Linked DNA regions of Homo sapiens: all the other regions are linked to region 2. Evidence: read pairs that join two places in POLR2A ChIA-PET (ENCODE). Cell type or tissue: GM12878. All regions are shown on one strand. Each heading gives the region's core, and the rest is flanking DNA. Links, peaks and the distances in the headings are about the cores only.

Region 1 (5,354 bases), core at 468-4,467, 120 kb after region 2:
AGTTATCTCAGAAACGGCTGTTAATAGGGATTTCTGGCTGATAGTGGGATGGCCTGTTTTTGCTGATTGAAAGCAGCACTTCATTGGATGCGGTGGGTGGGGGGTGGGACACCAGTTCTCGTTTTCCCAGGTATAATTCGGCAATCTGGGGGGCTTCCTCAAAAATACGTAGAACCTAAAATAGATAATGTATGAAAAGCCCCCTAGTGCTGAGCCTAACGCAGAAAAACATTCAGTACATACAAGATGACTTGACTCAGTTTATCTGTGATTGGTTTGGTTTACTTTTGCTTTTTTCTTTTAGGGGTGGGGGAGCTCTTCCTACATAGTTAAGGGACCTTCAACTAGAGGAACTTGATATACCTAACCTAGGACAAGCAGGAACTTTTTGACCTCCAGCGTTGTTTATGGTTTCAGACTAAGCAACAACAGAAGATAACTACAAGGAACTATCATGAATTATGGCTAAATGCTGAATGGTGACCCTTTAAATCAGTTATTAGTATGACTGGATTGTACCTTCTGCCCTGGGACAAGCCTAGACAGAGAGAGTTGGGAGAAGCAAGTGTAAAAAAGCCTAGGTTGTTTTTCTTTTTCTTTTTTTTTTTTTTTTATATGCTGTTAATGGGAGGGTAAATTCTTGTAAAGTTTTTGGAGAGCGCTTTGACCTTAATTTTGAAAATGCTAAGTTTACATAGCCTTTGTCTTGGTAATTTCACTTCTACAAGTTTTTTCTACCTATGTGTAAGGATGTCTATTACAGCATTATGTATTTTAATTTTGCAGCAAAAAAAAAAAAAAAACTTGGGGAAAAAAAGAAATGTCTGTGTAGGGTACTGGCTAAATTGGTAAACTGATATGAAATAAAATGCTGCTATTAAGAAAGGTGATGGATACATATGAACTCACATTTTAAAATGTCTGAGATTTATTGTAGAGGGAAAAAGTGGAAGTCTGTATGGATAATATTATTTTATTGATGAGAAAAAAATTAGATACATATACAAATGCATGTATATTCATAGCATTTTCTGGAAGGATATATAATATACTGTTCAGCTAATATATAATTTAAGGATTATGAGTATTATAAATTGAAATTAATATTATTACAAATTAATACAAATTAAGATTTGTTGATGTATACATAGTATTATGGTAAAATGAGTATAATTAAATTATTCAAAAGTTTGCTTTCTTACATTTGTTAAATATTTTCCAGTTTATGTTCTAATTTGCTTATTCCAATCTTTATTTCTATCACCTATATAATTAAACTCCAATTCAGTTTAGGGTCATTCATAATTTCCAAACTGATTATTTTACTGTTTCTTCAGTAGTGTTGAAGATAATGATGATGGCACTAGTCATCCCTTATTGAACCCCTATGATGTGCTAAACACTTGTACTTATATTTTCTCTAAACCTCCAAAATTGTAAAAGTTGATGAGGAAGCAGAGGCCCTGCCATCTTAAGGAACTTGCTAAAGCCATGCAGCCAGCAAGTAAGTTTCAGAGCTAGCACTGAAACTCAGGTCTAACGCCAAAGACTGTACTATTTCCATATGTCATTCTGCCTCAGATATAGAGCTGGTGAATTCATTTTTCAGGCAGTGTCTTTGTGGGTAAGACAGATAGCTGCTTAAAAAGAGATAGAAAACATGCTTTGGATTGTTATGGCTTGCTAGCATTTTCCACTCACCATTGTTATTAATTATTCTGTGTTTCCCATTTGTCTTAACTTTGATCGTATACTTACAAAGTTTATGGAAACTGCCCAAGTGCATTCGATTCTGCTGATATTTCCATGGTCTGAACGCCAGCCCTATGAGCAGGGGCCAAATGGAGCATGCCATCTGAAGACTGCTCCAGCTTTCAGAGCTGGACCTGGTTCAAATGGGAATGCCATACCACTGTTTATTTTAATGAGATAAAGAGCAAAGAAAAATAAAAAAGCAAAATCTGCATTTGAAAACATTCAAGTAACGTAATCTGTATTAGTCGAACTAATTCTAAGCCTGGCCTGGTTTTGATTTTAGAGATTTCCACAGCTCCACGTGTACCCCCAGGGTGGCCATGTAGAGGTAACAACAACAATACTAGGAAGACCATTCCAAGCCTCTGTCTCCATTTCTTGCTTTTCTGACACCCTTCACCTGTTCTTTATTCAGCTATTTACTGGGGCATGGTCTTTATCTGAAGTTTTTCCTGGTATTTTCAACCCATTAGGATAAGTGGGGTGGGTGTAGGGGGCTGTGCCCACAAAACAGACATCCAACTTGGTTTTAGGAAAGGCTTTTTAGAGGAAATGATAACTACACGGAGTCCTGAAAGAGAAATCATAGAGGTAGAGGTGCCCACTTATCTAGGTAGAGAGAACGGCATGTGCATAAGGGAGAGATAAAAGGGCACACAGTACATCTGTACAGCTGTGAGTCCCCAAGCATCTGACCTCTCTTGAATGAGGATATTGACTACAGGTTACTTAGTTGACCTTGTTAAAGCCTTATCATATCAGGATTACCAGGGTACAAAAACATTCCTAAAATAAATGGCTCTGTTACTAAACACTCCCCTTATAACACCATTGTTGACACTGTGACTTTTAAAAATCTCTCATATCTGGCCATACCTGTCTCACCTTCCTAAAGTCACACTGACAGATGACACACCAGGGCAAGATGAAAACTGTAGGGACTTGTGTAGAATGAAACGATAACTTCCTGTTCTTAAAAGGGACTGTTGATATAATATCCTTTTTGCAAAAACAGGGAAATGCTTAAGGTTGGAGTTTCTGTTTTCAATAATGAAGATGGATATTCACATGAAAAGAAGACAAAAGAAAACAGAATGCCCCAGCTGTGGGCTAAGCAGTTGGCTATTTTTATTTGTCAGGACAAAAACATCAAATGACAATTCTTTCTTCATTTCTCTTTATGAATCTAGTACTAAAGAATGCTACTAAATCTTAAGTTCTATTAACTCCTGACAATGTATAAACTTGGGTTTACAGTTTATATACACCACAGTTAGGGATTTCCATATATCCTCCAGCTAGTCAAGAAAACCTTTGTTTGGAGTTCTTTACTGACTATTGCATCATCCAAATTTATTTTTTGCCTATGAAAACTGAAAAGGTGAAGACCAAATTTGGAAATTCACGTGTGCCAATGCAGATATCAACATGAACAAAAGAAAAATACATGTATTGGACTTTGGAAAGTAAAATCACAGACCTATTCTGGTTCAAGGTCAGCCATAAGTGGAATTGTAAAGAAAGGCCAGAAAATAATATATGGTTCATACTCAAGAACAAGAATGGTCATATCATGTACAAAATGAATTGAGCTAAAAGATAAACAGTAAAATGCTATGGTTTTTATTGTTAGCAGACTTCCACTAATTATAAATTAAAGGCAGTCAGTAATACCCATAGATTAAAAAGCTAGTTGAAAACTGAGATTCCTGTAGTAAATATTAAGCGTTGTGTGGTACATTAGTCACATGTGTATAATAAAGACAATAAATCCATGTAAGTACAGCAATGATGAAATGTGCATAAAGCAGTTTGAACTCCACAGAAGTAAGCAAAGTATAAATAGATAGCATGCTCAGGCACAGAGAAAAGCAAGTGCTATTTTAGCACTTGAGCTAGTGATAATTTATTGTTCAGGCTCTCCAGTTGAGTCAATGTTTATATGGTGCTATATATTAACTGAAACCAAAATAGTCTGTGCACATCACTGTCTTGGATAGATTACTGAGTGATCAGCAGAAACCATATCAAACAACCACTCCCCTACGAGTGAGGGATTTATAATATTTAAAATATTCATCCTAAAGCTCCAAGCTGTTTTGACAGTTTTGTCTGTTCATAAATATTCTTCAAAGAGAGGCAGTATGGCATATGTAATGGAAAAAGATAGTAAAGTGGTTAGCATTCCAAACTCAGGACCCAGATTGCCTGGGTTCAAGTCCTGGCTCTGTTACTTACTAGCTGTGTTGACTTTGGGCAAGTTACTTAACCTCTCTGTGCCTCAGTTTCCTCCTTAGTAAGTGGGGTTAAGGATAGTACCTACCTCATAGGGTTGTGAAGCCGAAATAATTAATACAAATAAAACATTTAGAATAATGCCTGACACAGAGTGAGGGTTACTACCTAGACTCTGCCACAGATCAGCAGAATGACTTTAGATAGGTTACTTAACCTTGACCTTTGGTTTCTTCTTTGTAAGATGCAAAGGATAATAAACATCTTACAGTGTGACTGTGAGAATCAAATGAGATACCATATGGAAAGCAGCTAGCCCTGAAGGAAACACTTCAGATTTTCTTCTTCTTGTCTCTTCTCATCCTTTCCCTTGCAGGGATATTTGTAAGGACACTTTTTTTAGCATCTCTGTATGTCAAGCACTTTGTTCCTACCCCACTCACCTAGCCTTGACCATACTTTGTGAAATCACAAATAGTCAGACGTTAGAACCCAAAGAATTGACCTGAAGACCTGTCCTTTTATCACGACACTGCTTTTCCATAGAAATACTTCCTTCAGAAATCCTTTTAAGATTAATGCCACCCAATTCTGGCCTACTCACTTCTTGATCAGTGTGGGCTGTATTTTCATTTGTGACACTGAATATGTTTGACCATTTCATGTATATGTTATGTCTTCCCAACCAAAGCCTGTGTTCTGTGAGAGCAAGCATCTCTCATAACTCCCTCTGGTTAGCCTTTCTTGCCTGGCTTTCAGTCTGATTGGATCAGAATTGGACAGGACCAGAGGATTTAGCAGGTCAGGAGTGATTATCAGCTGTGAAGTTGGCAGTGTCGCTAAGGAGTGGAACCAAGATGCCCACTGCTTCTGGGGCCACATTGATCACATTCAGACATCCAGACCCTGGAAAACTCAGGGTCGTTTCTGAGTCTACAGTCTACATTCAAGAAGAAGGGTAGAAATTCAAGAAGTGGCCAAGAAAGACTTTCAACAACTTACTCGGATGTCATCAGGGGAAGACTAAGAGTATGGCCCTCAAGGCGCCTTCAAGGATGGCATTACTTGCTGAATTCATCATGGTCGGGGGGCTTCAACAGTTTACAGAAGCCTTCAAATATTTCAGGAAGCCTCTGCTTCCATCCTACTCTCCCCTGATGGGCTACAGTCTGTATTACAGCAGGAATCCTTTTGCAATGAGTTGCACTTATCTTCAGGCAAATGCCCCAGATGGGGATATGAGGTTTTATTTACAGTCTGCAAAATTTCCCTAAAGAGATTGGTGCAAAGCAGAGCTCTATGGACTTCCTCCTGGCATGCTTGAAGATCTGATCTGTTCATCCCTCAAAGGCCAGATCCATCTC
Region 2 (5,354 bases), core at 230-4,229:
GTTTTTCCTTTCTCAAGGCAGTCCACATCCAGCAAAACATTTGATTAACTGGAAAGCAATACCATTCTCATGCCAGTGTACAAATTACATGAAAGAGCATCATTTTTCTAGTGTCTGAGGATTGGCTGCTTATGGCCAATTTTGGCAGCAAGACGATAGGATTAAAAATAGCTTGAAGATGATCTAGTCTTAAATAATATATTTCATGATGAACTTTCCTTGGGAAAGTGCATCTTTCTGCCTACAAGAATCACATGACCCCTTTCAATAATTTATGTAGTAGAGAAAAACACACTATTTCTCATAGAGTTTTCAGTCATGTGCTGTGGTGTGATTGTTTCTGGACATTCATAAAATTTTATAGTTAACTGAATTCTCTTTTCTGTTTTGTTGCTATTTAACGTCCATTGAAAACATGGCTTTCTTTTGCGCATTCTGTTACTTTCAGCTGTACTTTCTAATAAGAATGGATTGCCCTTTTTAGCAATCTTTGATTGAACTGGTACATTTCAGATTACTTAAATGTCATCAGGCCACACAGCATACCAGGTAACAGAAAGCCATAAATTAAAAATAAAAAAAAGGCAAGCAAAATTCTTGTTGTTTTTTCTTATCTCTGTTCCCAGTCCTATTGCGCTATTTGGAGGGATGATACGCCCACTCATGAGCGAGTGTGTGGGTGCTGCATGTTAACAGTGGTTCTTCCCACCCAACATACCTCCGCACCCTTTTCTAAGGTCACTCATTGTGTCTTAGCAGTAGTTTAGCAAAGCAGTATCTCAGCAGAAGTGCATTTGTGCTAGAAAACAACACTGTCTTTGTAGTGTACAAGTAGAACGTTTTCTTTTTCCCCCAGAGATATATTGTATTTGAGATTCAAAGGTTCTGTTCAACCTTTTTAAGGTAATCTAATATCACCTTATTCAGGTATAACAGTAACTTGTCAATCTGGTCATCCTTTCTGTCAACCACATGTAGGAGACCACTCAGTGAATTTACTCCACTGTGAATTTTCTCTTTCATCCCTCTTGGTTTGGCTTAATCAACCTTAATGTTTGATGTCTAAGCAGGATTAATGATGAAAATCATCCAAGGACTGACAGTTATTCCACAGATGTGATTGCCAGTCTTACATGAGTCCTGCCTTGGGTTAGGTTGGAGGCACGGCAAGGAGAGCTTTGCTTCTGCCCTGGATAAACTCACAGGCTAGTGTTGCAGGCATCTTAATAAACTCGTAGTTATCATACAGCCTGATAAGCATGATCCTAGACTCAGAGACTTAGAGGAAAAAAGCAAATAACTATAAGTTATTTTGCATGTACTTCAGCCTTGGTCTAAGAACGTTATTTCTGACCATATGGCTGTTCATGTGTGCATTAGGCCTAATTTAAACAGGGCCAAAATGTAGATACTTTAAAAAATACTGTGTAACGTAGACATATGCTTAAGAGAACTGAAAGGCAGGGGGAGTTCCCTTGTTAAATATTAACCCACTAAGCACTATTTATGCATACTAAGAAGACTTAATAAACACCAGTCTACAATTTCTAAAGCATTTCATTAATTCTTTTTAAGTAAAAGACAATCAAGGCTCCGATTAGACTGACTGGAACAGGGTAATTTGAAGAACTATCTTTCTTAAATAACTCTTGTATGCCAAAAAATACAAGTAGGTTTTGAACCAGAGCGGGGGCTCTTCCTTTGAGCAGGGGAAAAAAAAGCTTCTGTTTTGTTTTGGTTTGAGGTTATATTACTGTTCTATTTATCAAGACACTTCTACGATGCTAGTTACAGAAATTCACAGTCCATTGTAACACTGGCATTTGCCTTCGGACTTTTTTGGGCTTGTGGTCTGTTCGTTTAAATGGAGACTGTAAAACTTTCAAAATGCCAACAAAGCTGTTTTCACTTAAAAACATATTTTTATAGATTGTCACTTGTTGTTCTTATATATGCCCAATTCTGTATATGCTATAGCACTATTTCTCTGCCCTCCATTTGCCAGACAAAAGATACACCCATCTGTCCTTCAGTGTGAATAAGGATTGAATGATTATTCCTCTCTCTTCCAAGCCATGGGACTTTCTCATAGGTGCCACCACCCCTGTGACCATCCCCTACCTGCCTTATCATTCCACCGGTGAGGGACCTCTCAGGTGTAGCTCCTTGTTAACTTCCAATTAGTGATGGGTAGGATTTACCTGAAGAAAACCGTAATGCGCTTAGATACTAGCAAAAGGGAGCAGAAGTGGGGAGTCTAATCAAAGTGAGAGGATAACCCTCACCCCAAACTTGCTGCAGGCAGCTGGGCAGGTCAAAATTCTGTGACCAGACACTATCCTTTTCCTCTAGTGATTATAAACTTTAACCTGTGCAGAGAAAAGATAGTATCTGCTGGCAAAATTTGTACTTACTTTGATTCCTCTAGTGCAAGATTATAGTGGGGTTATACCTGAGACTTCAATAAATGTTTGACTAACTAAACTAAAATAGCTTAGGGTAAGGACTACTTCCCCAAACGCCCTTTTAAACATGTGAGAAAGGGAATCTCCCTGACATACTGGTATGGCCATTTGTAGCAATATACTGAGAGTGACTTGGGTGATTTTCTGGGGCGATCAACCACATTCCATGAGCAGGTTAACTGTGGAAGACACCTGCCCTTGAGCATCGCGTTTGGGCCACATGCGTCAATGGGGAAATTTGTGTTTCCATTCTGCTTCTTGTTTTGCCTTCACAACTTCAGGGATAGAAGCGTATTCCATTTTTAGTTAATAATCAGCTCTCTGGGGCTTCCATGTAATGAGTCAGAAACTGATGACTGACTCCACTCTGCTCATTATCATGTCTCCCAAAAACAACCCGAGAACCCACTGTGTCAAGTGAAGCTTTAATTTTTCAGGGGAGGTTTTCTCCATTGAGACCAATACATCTTTTCTTGTGACAGATCCAGTTACCATATTTCCTTATTTTTAACTGTCGAAAAGACAGTTAAGCTGCAACAGAGTATGGTGAGTTTACCAATTTTAATACTTGAAGCACCAAACAAAGGATCAGTGTTGCAGGCTGTCTCTTCTTGACTTTTTCCAGCTCTCCTTAGCAGATAACCAGGATGATATTTTTTCTGCTTTACAACATGATGAATGCTATATCTCTATATTAACTCTGAAATTGAATTGCAGCCAAATATTCCTCTCAGCTGCATTAGAATTTTCTAAAAGAACATGAGACACATAAACTTAGTCTTCTTAGTTCAATGCTATATCTCAGATATATTGATATCTGATTTACAATTAAAATAGGAATAAAATTAAGTACAAATTATATCATCAGCTTTAAATATTGATTTATCTTCTTGAAAAAAAAAAAGCGAGTCCATAAAGGATGGCAGCATTGGCATTTCTGGATGTAAAATTTCAGGGCTATCTCCTAGCCATATCCTTTATGGATTCCTGCCAGCATCTTTAAAAACACACACACTGAAGACACACAGAGAGGTTTTGAGGTATTTTATAACAAAATTATAAGAACAGGGAGACAAAGCCACTTACTAAACATTAAAGTGATAGTATAAGAAGAAAATGATTTGAAGAAGTCCTAATTGAGGGAAATGAGCAATTGTCCACAAAACTTAACCCTGGGTTCCCAGGAACCGGGGTAGTGATGGTCATGGAGAGGGGTTTTAGAATCTGGTTATTTAGGAAAACATGCACACTAACTTGTTTCATTGAAAAAAACATTTATTGAGGCCCTACACCATGCAAAGCTCTATGCTAGGTGTTTTAGTTAAGCGAAAAAATGTCTAAGATAACTTTTGCCTTCAAGGAACTTACCAATCAGTAGGAGACCAAGACAAGGATACAAATCACTGTAATCCTGGACAATGTGTAGTAGACAGAGAGGCCCAACCCAGCTACAGTGGTATCTGAAGAGTTTCATGCCGGAGATAATGTTGAGACAAGTTTTAGAGAACAGGCAGGCGATACGGGGAGAGGGTCTTTCAGGTAGTGGAAACTGGAGGCGTCAAAGCAGGCATGAATGCGGGAGGTGTGTTTGGGGAATTGTGGAGAGTCTGATTTGACTGGGGCATGGAGAACTCTCCTGAGATAAATCCATAGTTTTGAGAACTTACCACTGCATACTAAGTTGTGAAACTTGTATAGACAGCCCTCCCTATCTTTGGGTTCCACATCCATGGATTCAACCAACTTTGGATCAAAAATATATGGGGTAGGGCAGGCACAGTGGCTTAGGCCTGTAATCCCAGCACTGTGGGAGCTCAAGGTGGGTGGATCACTTGAAGTCAGGAGTTCAAGTCCAGCCTGGCCAACATGGTGAAACCCTTTCTCTACTAAAAATAGAAAAATTAGCCAGGTGTGGTGGTGGGCGCCTGTAATCCCAGCTACTCGGGAGGCTGAGGCAGGAGAATTGCTTGAACCCAGGAGGCGGAGGTTGCAGTGAGCCGAGATCGTGTCACTGCACTCCAGCCTAGGGGACAGAGCGAGACTCTGTCTCAAAAAATAAATAAATAAACAAACAAATAAATAAAATAAAGTATATAGGAGGATGTGCATATGCAAGTACTACTCATTTAATATCAGGGACTTGAGCATCTTCAGATTTTGGTATCCACTGGGGGTTCCTAGAGCCAATCCCCTGAGGTTACTGAAGGATGGCTGCGTTTAACTGTACCAGGGATGTTGAAAGGATGTTGCAAAGGTTCTCAGACAAGGCAGGATGTGTGCGTGGGAGGAAGATTGACAGTGACTGAGCCTGGACGGGGGAGACCAGGTATGAGGTCTGAAGCACCTGGAACAGAAAGGACAGGACAGATGTGGGCACACTGCACGTGTAGAATCAAAGGACTGACAGCAGGTCGAATGTGAGGAATGAGGGAGGGAAAGAATCAGGACTCAAGTGCCATCCTGGCTGCCTCAAAAAATGATACTGTCTTCCAGAGGGAAAGGAAAGATAACAACAGTTACTGCTTTGTGGCGTACATGTGATGAATTTCATTTTGGACATTCCAGTAGGATATCCAAGTGGAAATGCCCAGTAAGCCTTAGACATAAGGATCTGGATCTCAAGAGAAAAATTGAGGTTGAACCATAATATGTCTTTCCCCTCGAATCATGTAGGTTTCTCTTTTGCCTTCTTTCATTGCCCTAAGTGGTCCTAAATGCTACTGCTGATGCTGTCTTAGTTTGCGACTGTTGTTTGCACCCCACCTTTTCCCAAAGGTAATCTGTAGACTTGCATGGATTGGGTTAAGGTGGTTAACCTGCAGCTTTGCTGTTCAAAGCTTGGCTTCCCACTACCAGTTTGCCAACTTAATGAGTACTTCAACTTGAGTC
Region 3 (5,354 bases), core at 468-4,467, 100 kb after region 2:
CAGCAGGTGTCTGGAGCCATAACATTTTACTTTCCTGTAGCAGTTGGAAAGATCTCTCTTTAAACACTAGACCCTCTTGATCCTGTTAAACGGCCTGATTCTTCCTTCTGTCTTGGTGACCAGTCATCTCTGTCCAACATGCCAGCTTCTCTGTCTTCCCCCACTCAGGTAAATTCAGACATTTGCCCCAGCCTAGGTCTTAGCTTCCTCGCTCTGTTTCCTCTGTCTCGGAGATCTCACCTACTCTCTCTAATCCTTCCAATTTTAATGCAGGTTGTTCCAAAACCCATATCTCCAGGCCTGACACGTCTCCCATTTCCATCCTGTATGTCCATGCCACCTTGGAGAATCCCCCACCATTTCAAACCAAGCTCTGCCTCTCCCTCCGCCACTAACAGTGTATTGGGTACAGTGTATTGGGTTGAGGATTTATACACTTCTCCCTAGCATTGCCAGTTAGGAGACCACCTGCCAATGGGAACCACTAGTCCTGGCTCCCCACATCTTAGTCATCTTCAGTTCCATCATCTCACTTTCTTTGTATCCGTACACAGACTAACACTTCATTTCCCCCACTTCCAACCCTGTCCTCATGGCGTTCCTAGAAATGACATAGGCGGACATCTACTAAACCCTTACTTGGTCTGTATAAGTGGAGGAGTTCTAGGTGAAGGGAACAAAAGCCCAACTTGCACCCTGAAAACAGAGAGTCACGGCCCCTCGATCAATTCACACACTTGCACCAATTTACCGACCCAGAAGCCCTTGAATGAAGAGGAGGCCGGGTCTCCTTGACGAAGGACCCTACCACACTGTCAAGAATTAATACTGTTGCTTTTTCTCCCAGCCTTCCCCAAAGGGACCTATAGCCTTTTGCCAGGGTGACTGTGCACTGGGGAAAAGGAATTAATCAGACCTTTTGGGGACTACTGGTGACTGGCTCTGAGCTGACACTAATTCCAGGAGACCCCAAACATCACTGTGGTCCAGCAGTCAGAGCAGTGGCACGTGGAGGTCAGGTGATCTCTGGAGTTTTCACTTCATGTTTGTGTCCATCCCCATAGCACTTTGTTCAGGACAACGTGGCAGGGCCCACACTGCTGCAGTGGATTCCTGGAGGCTTGTACCTCCCAACCCCCAACCCAGAGCTGCCTACAGCCACAGTATTATTCAGTCCAAAGCACCTCTGTGACAATTATATTCCTGGCTCTAAACTTCCACTGGTGCCCAGTTGTTAGGAACAATGCAGCTTTCCTTAGCCCGATAGTTAAAACCCTTCACAAAGTCTCCTTCCCCTTTATTTCCAGTTTTCCTGGCTATAAATCCTCAACCCAATACACTGTACCCCACTCCCCCCAGCCCCCAGATACACCATCCCCCAACACGAAACACTTACCCTCTTCTCAGCTTTGCCTTTATCCACGCTGTTCCCTCTGCCTGGTATTTCCTTTTGGCTCCTTTCTCTGGATTTGTGTGGTGCCTGTTTTAGCACAAATATACCATGTCCCCTTGTAAAATGTCTTTTCTTCACTTCAGCTGGTAACAGCCAGGGAAATGAGCAAAAACGTGTGGATAGATTAATTCACCAGCATCGGGGAGCCGGGTGGGCGGGGGTGGGGGGTACAGTGTGGCGCAGGGCATGTCTTTCTGTGGGTAGGTCGTTAACAATTTTCATAAACAAAAGATTGCCTTGTTTATACCTGTTCATCAGAGTCAGCATTTCTTAAATCTGTTTAAGGTGAAAGTGAGTGCTTTGTGTTTTAAAAATCATATGGGAAGCACAGAAATAGGAAATGTTCACTTTGTTTAATGTGGAAGTATATTCCATAACAGGTGGCCTCTCAACTTGCACAAATAAAACAAAATTGGTTGGCTAAAATCTATCAGAGAAGAAGAGGAAGTAATCGCCAGGTGGTAGGACCAGGAGCAGATGGGGACTATTTACTTAGATCCTCAATTCTTCTTGTTGAGTGTCCCTCTAATTAAGTACCTTTCCTTAGATGTTAAATAAACTTTCATATTTTTAAATAGTATTTTTTTTAGAAAAGTGTATTCCCATGCCAGTTTCTCCTTCTTCCAAAGTCAGGGGTAGAATAACCATATAGCATTAATAGAGTCTGTGTAAGCTTAAATAGTCCAACTTTCCTTTCAGGCTTTTTATTTGAAGTTTCCAAATTACACAGCTAAAATAAAAACAGCACAGAATTTAAATTGAGACCATTATATATCGCAGGGACTTCCCCCACCCCCATATTAAGTAAGGCAGTGTCAGCCCTGGTGGTCCGTGCAGACTCAGTGCACTGGAGGCAGAAGTTCCAGGTGGACTGACTCCTGCCCCCACCCAGACCTCTGGTGCTCCCAGGCAGTCTGGAACAATCAGACTCTGGTGCTCCCAGGCAGTCTGGAACAATCAGACTCTGGTGCTCCCAGGCAGTCTGGAACAATCAGAGTTGCCCTTGGTCTTCCGGAAATACTGTAATTCCCTGTGCAATGTTAGCTCTTGACCATCTTTGAATTCTTTTTCTTAGACTTACAAGGCTCTGTCGCTGGTTTCCCTCTCACTCTTCTGACGACTACATTTCAACTTCCTTCAACAAACACTTATGAAGCATTTATATAGCACTTACTGACGGCCACAGCCAGGTGCAGTTTTGTGGATCTGTACACAAATGAATTAGATGAGCCGGTGCCCATCGGCCCTGGGGTTCACAGACCAAGGCTCGCTCTGCCGGCATCCTGGGCTCCCTCCTGCCGCCTGCACCTGGAACGCTTGGCGGTCTCCGTGCCTCTTCTCCAGTTCTCTCCTCCACTGTGCTCCTTTGGAAAGGCTTTTCTGTCACGGCTTCAATCATAAAACTGTATTCCTAGTCCTATTTCCTCATCTGAGGTGAAGCATGAAATCTCCTCTTGTTTACCCCGAATTCAGCCAGCTCACCACGAGCCCTCTCTGCATCTGTCAGCCTCTGTCAGCAGCTGTAAAAGCTTCCCTTCTCCCCAGACCCCCACATCTGGAAACCGTCTTTAAGTCGTCCTCCCCTTTTTACTGTGTGTCCAGGAATCCACTTTTGGGCTTCCTCTGACCGGCCTCTTCCTTCCTTCTTTTCCTCCTCCCCGCCCCACTGCCTCCACCTACTCTAGTCCCAAGGCCGTGCCCCTGCCCCAACCCTCCCACTGTGCTCTTCCCACCCACACCAGAGTCCCCTTCTTTAAATCCTGTCCGATCAGTGTCACTCTCATTAAGTGACAGAGATGATGTCTCCACCTTTTATATCTCCAACAGCATCTAACCCAACACCTGGCACTTACTAGAGGCATCAACGATGCTTGTTGTTCTGTGTGGCGAAGGCACACCTGGATTCTGGATGGTCAGTCTCAGCTCTCCATCTTTGCTGCCTCACAGGGACTCCAAATGTGGAGCGTCTCCCACTGCCCTTAATTAGGGAAATTCAGCCTCGCAGAAGACAGTGAAACTGATGAAAGCATTGGGAAATGGAACCTAGGAAAGTTAAAGAATTGGCATCATTTGATGTGAGAAAGAGAAGCGAAGATGATGAGAGATCCTAGGGAAAAGGCTACATGCCCTGTCTTTCTTGAGACAAGCGTGTGCACTTCCTTTGCTTCCACTCTTACTTGTGTTTATCCTTGGAGGGACCTTTAATTATCTAACGCTTGGGTATTGGCCACGGTGCTTATCGTCTGCGTGTGAATCTGGACATGGTCCCCAAGCTGTGTGGTGCTGTTTGTTGGTGCGGTCCAGGATGCACAGGGCTGAGATGGTGCTGCATGCACACTTACCGAGCACATCCCCCTGGGAGAGGTGTGGACACCACCGTGAAGGGGGCCCAGACCTCCTCCTTAAATGCCTGCACTTTCACAGGGATCAGACATGGAGACAAGAACTCTCAGAAGAGGGAGAGGCCTGAGGCACAGCAGGAAGGTACAAGTTCAAAGGAAGTGAAGATTTCCAGTGAGAGCTATCAGACTCTTGAAATGGACTACAGGGAAAGCCTGTGGTCTCCTCTTTCTTAGAAATGCTAAACTCATAACAGAAAACCTCTCCACCGTGGCTTGAGTGTCAAATTCTCTGGAGGCCTGGGGATGGGGCCGGGAGTTTTCTGCCTCTATATCCCCATGGTCCACTTATTCGGGTGGCTTAGTTTGCTTTGCAAGCAGGGGGTGGGAGCGGGGCTGCTTATTCCAACCACAGTAGTCAAATGTGTTACTTATGAGAAATAATAAAAGATCCTTCTTCTTTTCTTTTTCTAGACCCCCTCTAGTCAAATGTTGTTGTTTTTTTAAATAGAGGAGGTTGTTTTGCATTTTTCTTTTCGTAGTGTTCGAATTTAGCTTTTGTATATACTCTCCCCAGTAGTTCAGAGTACATTCATGAGCCCAGATCATGAGGAATGCTCACCATTTTCCTGAAAGATGGTGTGTGGAGGATGTGTACAGATAGAAGCTAGGCTGTTGAAGATTTTATTGAACTCATCAGCATTAACAACAGACACTGTTAGTGAGGTCCGAATGTTTTTGTTTATTTTTTTGACTCAACAAACAGTTATTGAGCAAGGCTTTCTTCTGTGCCCGGCAAGATGCTTGCCACTTGCTGAAGAGACAAAGATGCATGAGATATGGTCCCTGCTTTTAAAGCACTTACAATCTAGCAGGGAAGACAGCCAGGTGTACAAATAATCATATGTGTTACAAAGAAACGATTATTCCGGTTCAAAGGAAGGCTGTTGTTGATGAAGGATGGTTGCATAGCAGAATTATAATCGTCAGTTTGAAATTCAACTTTTTCAAGCTTTGTCATTTCTATCTTGTATTAGCCTTATTTTTCCCTTTTTCAAAATACTTATTTGCATAGGTATTAGTCACATGGTTCCTATACTGGAACAGTTTAGAAAGGTGTTTATTGGAAAGTCTCGCTAGCACCTCCGTCCCCATCCACCCAATTCACTACTCGCTCTTCCATCAGAATAAGGAACCATTGTCTATTAATTTCTTGAGTATATATCCAGCGCCCATCCATGCAAAATAACATATACACATTTTAAAATTTTCCCTTTCTTACACAAAAGGCAGCTTACTGTTTGCCCTGTTAATTTAACAGTATATCTTGAGATTTTACCATGTAAGATCTTATCATGGTACATCTTGAGATGTACCATGTCAGTACATAGAATGCATGCTTTTCCTTTCTTCCTAGGTAGTATAATACTTCCTAGTATTGCATCGTTTTGGAGATATCAGAGTGTGCCAGTTATCAATTAGCTGCATAACAGATTACTCCATAACATAGTGGTTTAAAACAACAACCCTTTTATTAGTCATAATTCTATGGGTGAACTATT

The links. ChIA-PET counts read pairs that join two places held together with the same protein. Peaks named below come from ENCODE experiments on the same cell type or tissue, not always from the same donor. Only the 100,000 strongest peaks of a DNase experiment are listed, where the experiment ranks them.
Region 1: POLR2A ChIA-PET joins it to region 2 with 5 read pairs; 10 of 35 experiments call an interaction of 5 or more read pairs at or near these places.
Region 3: POLR2A ChIA-PET joins it to region 2 with 7 read pairs; 8 of 35 experiments call an interaction of 5 or more read pairs at or near these places.

What each region holds. Positions count from the first base shown.
Region 1 is chr18:63,184,449-63,189,802 of GRCh38, reverse strand. All of the region lies in intron 2 of BCL2 (BCL2 apoptosis regulator), which reads left to right. Among named protein-coding and RNA genes, the nearest start is that of BCL2, 130 kb to the left of the region's middle. In GM12878, for the core only: no CTCF peak of the experiment used is centred there; no DNase peak of the experiment used is centred there; H3K27ac peaks cover 2,169 bases.
Region 2 is chr18:63,309,042-63,314,395 of GRCh38, reverse strand. The region is part of intron 2 of BCL2 (BCL2 apoptosis regulator); the gene reads left to right. Among named protein-coding and RNA genes, the nearest start is that of BCL2, 8.0 kb to the left of the region's middle. RefSeq lists an enhancer at 2,609-2,818. In GM12878, for the core only: no CTCF peak of the experiment used is centred there; a DNase peak (open chromatin) is centred at 2,665; H3K4me3 peaks cover 3,398 bases; H3K27ac peaks cover 4,000 bases.
Region 3 is chr18:63,204,602-63,209,955 of GRCh38, reverse strand. All of the region lies in intron 2 of BCL2 (BCL2 apoptosis regulator), which reads left to right. Among named protein-coding and RNA genes, the nearest start is that of BCL2, 110 kb to the left of the region's middle. In GM12878, for the core only: no CTCF peak of the experiment used is centred there; no DNase peak of the experiment used is centred there; H3K4me3 peaks cover 2,394 bases; H3K27ac peaks cover 3,863 bases.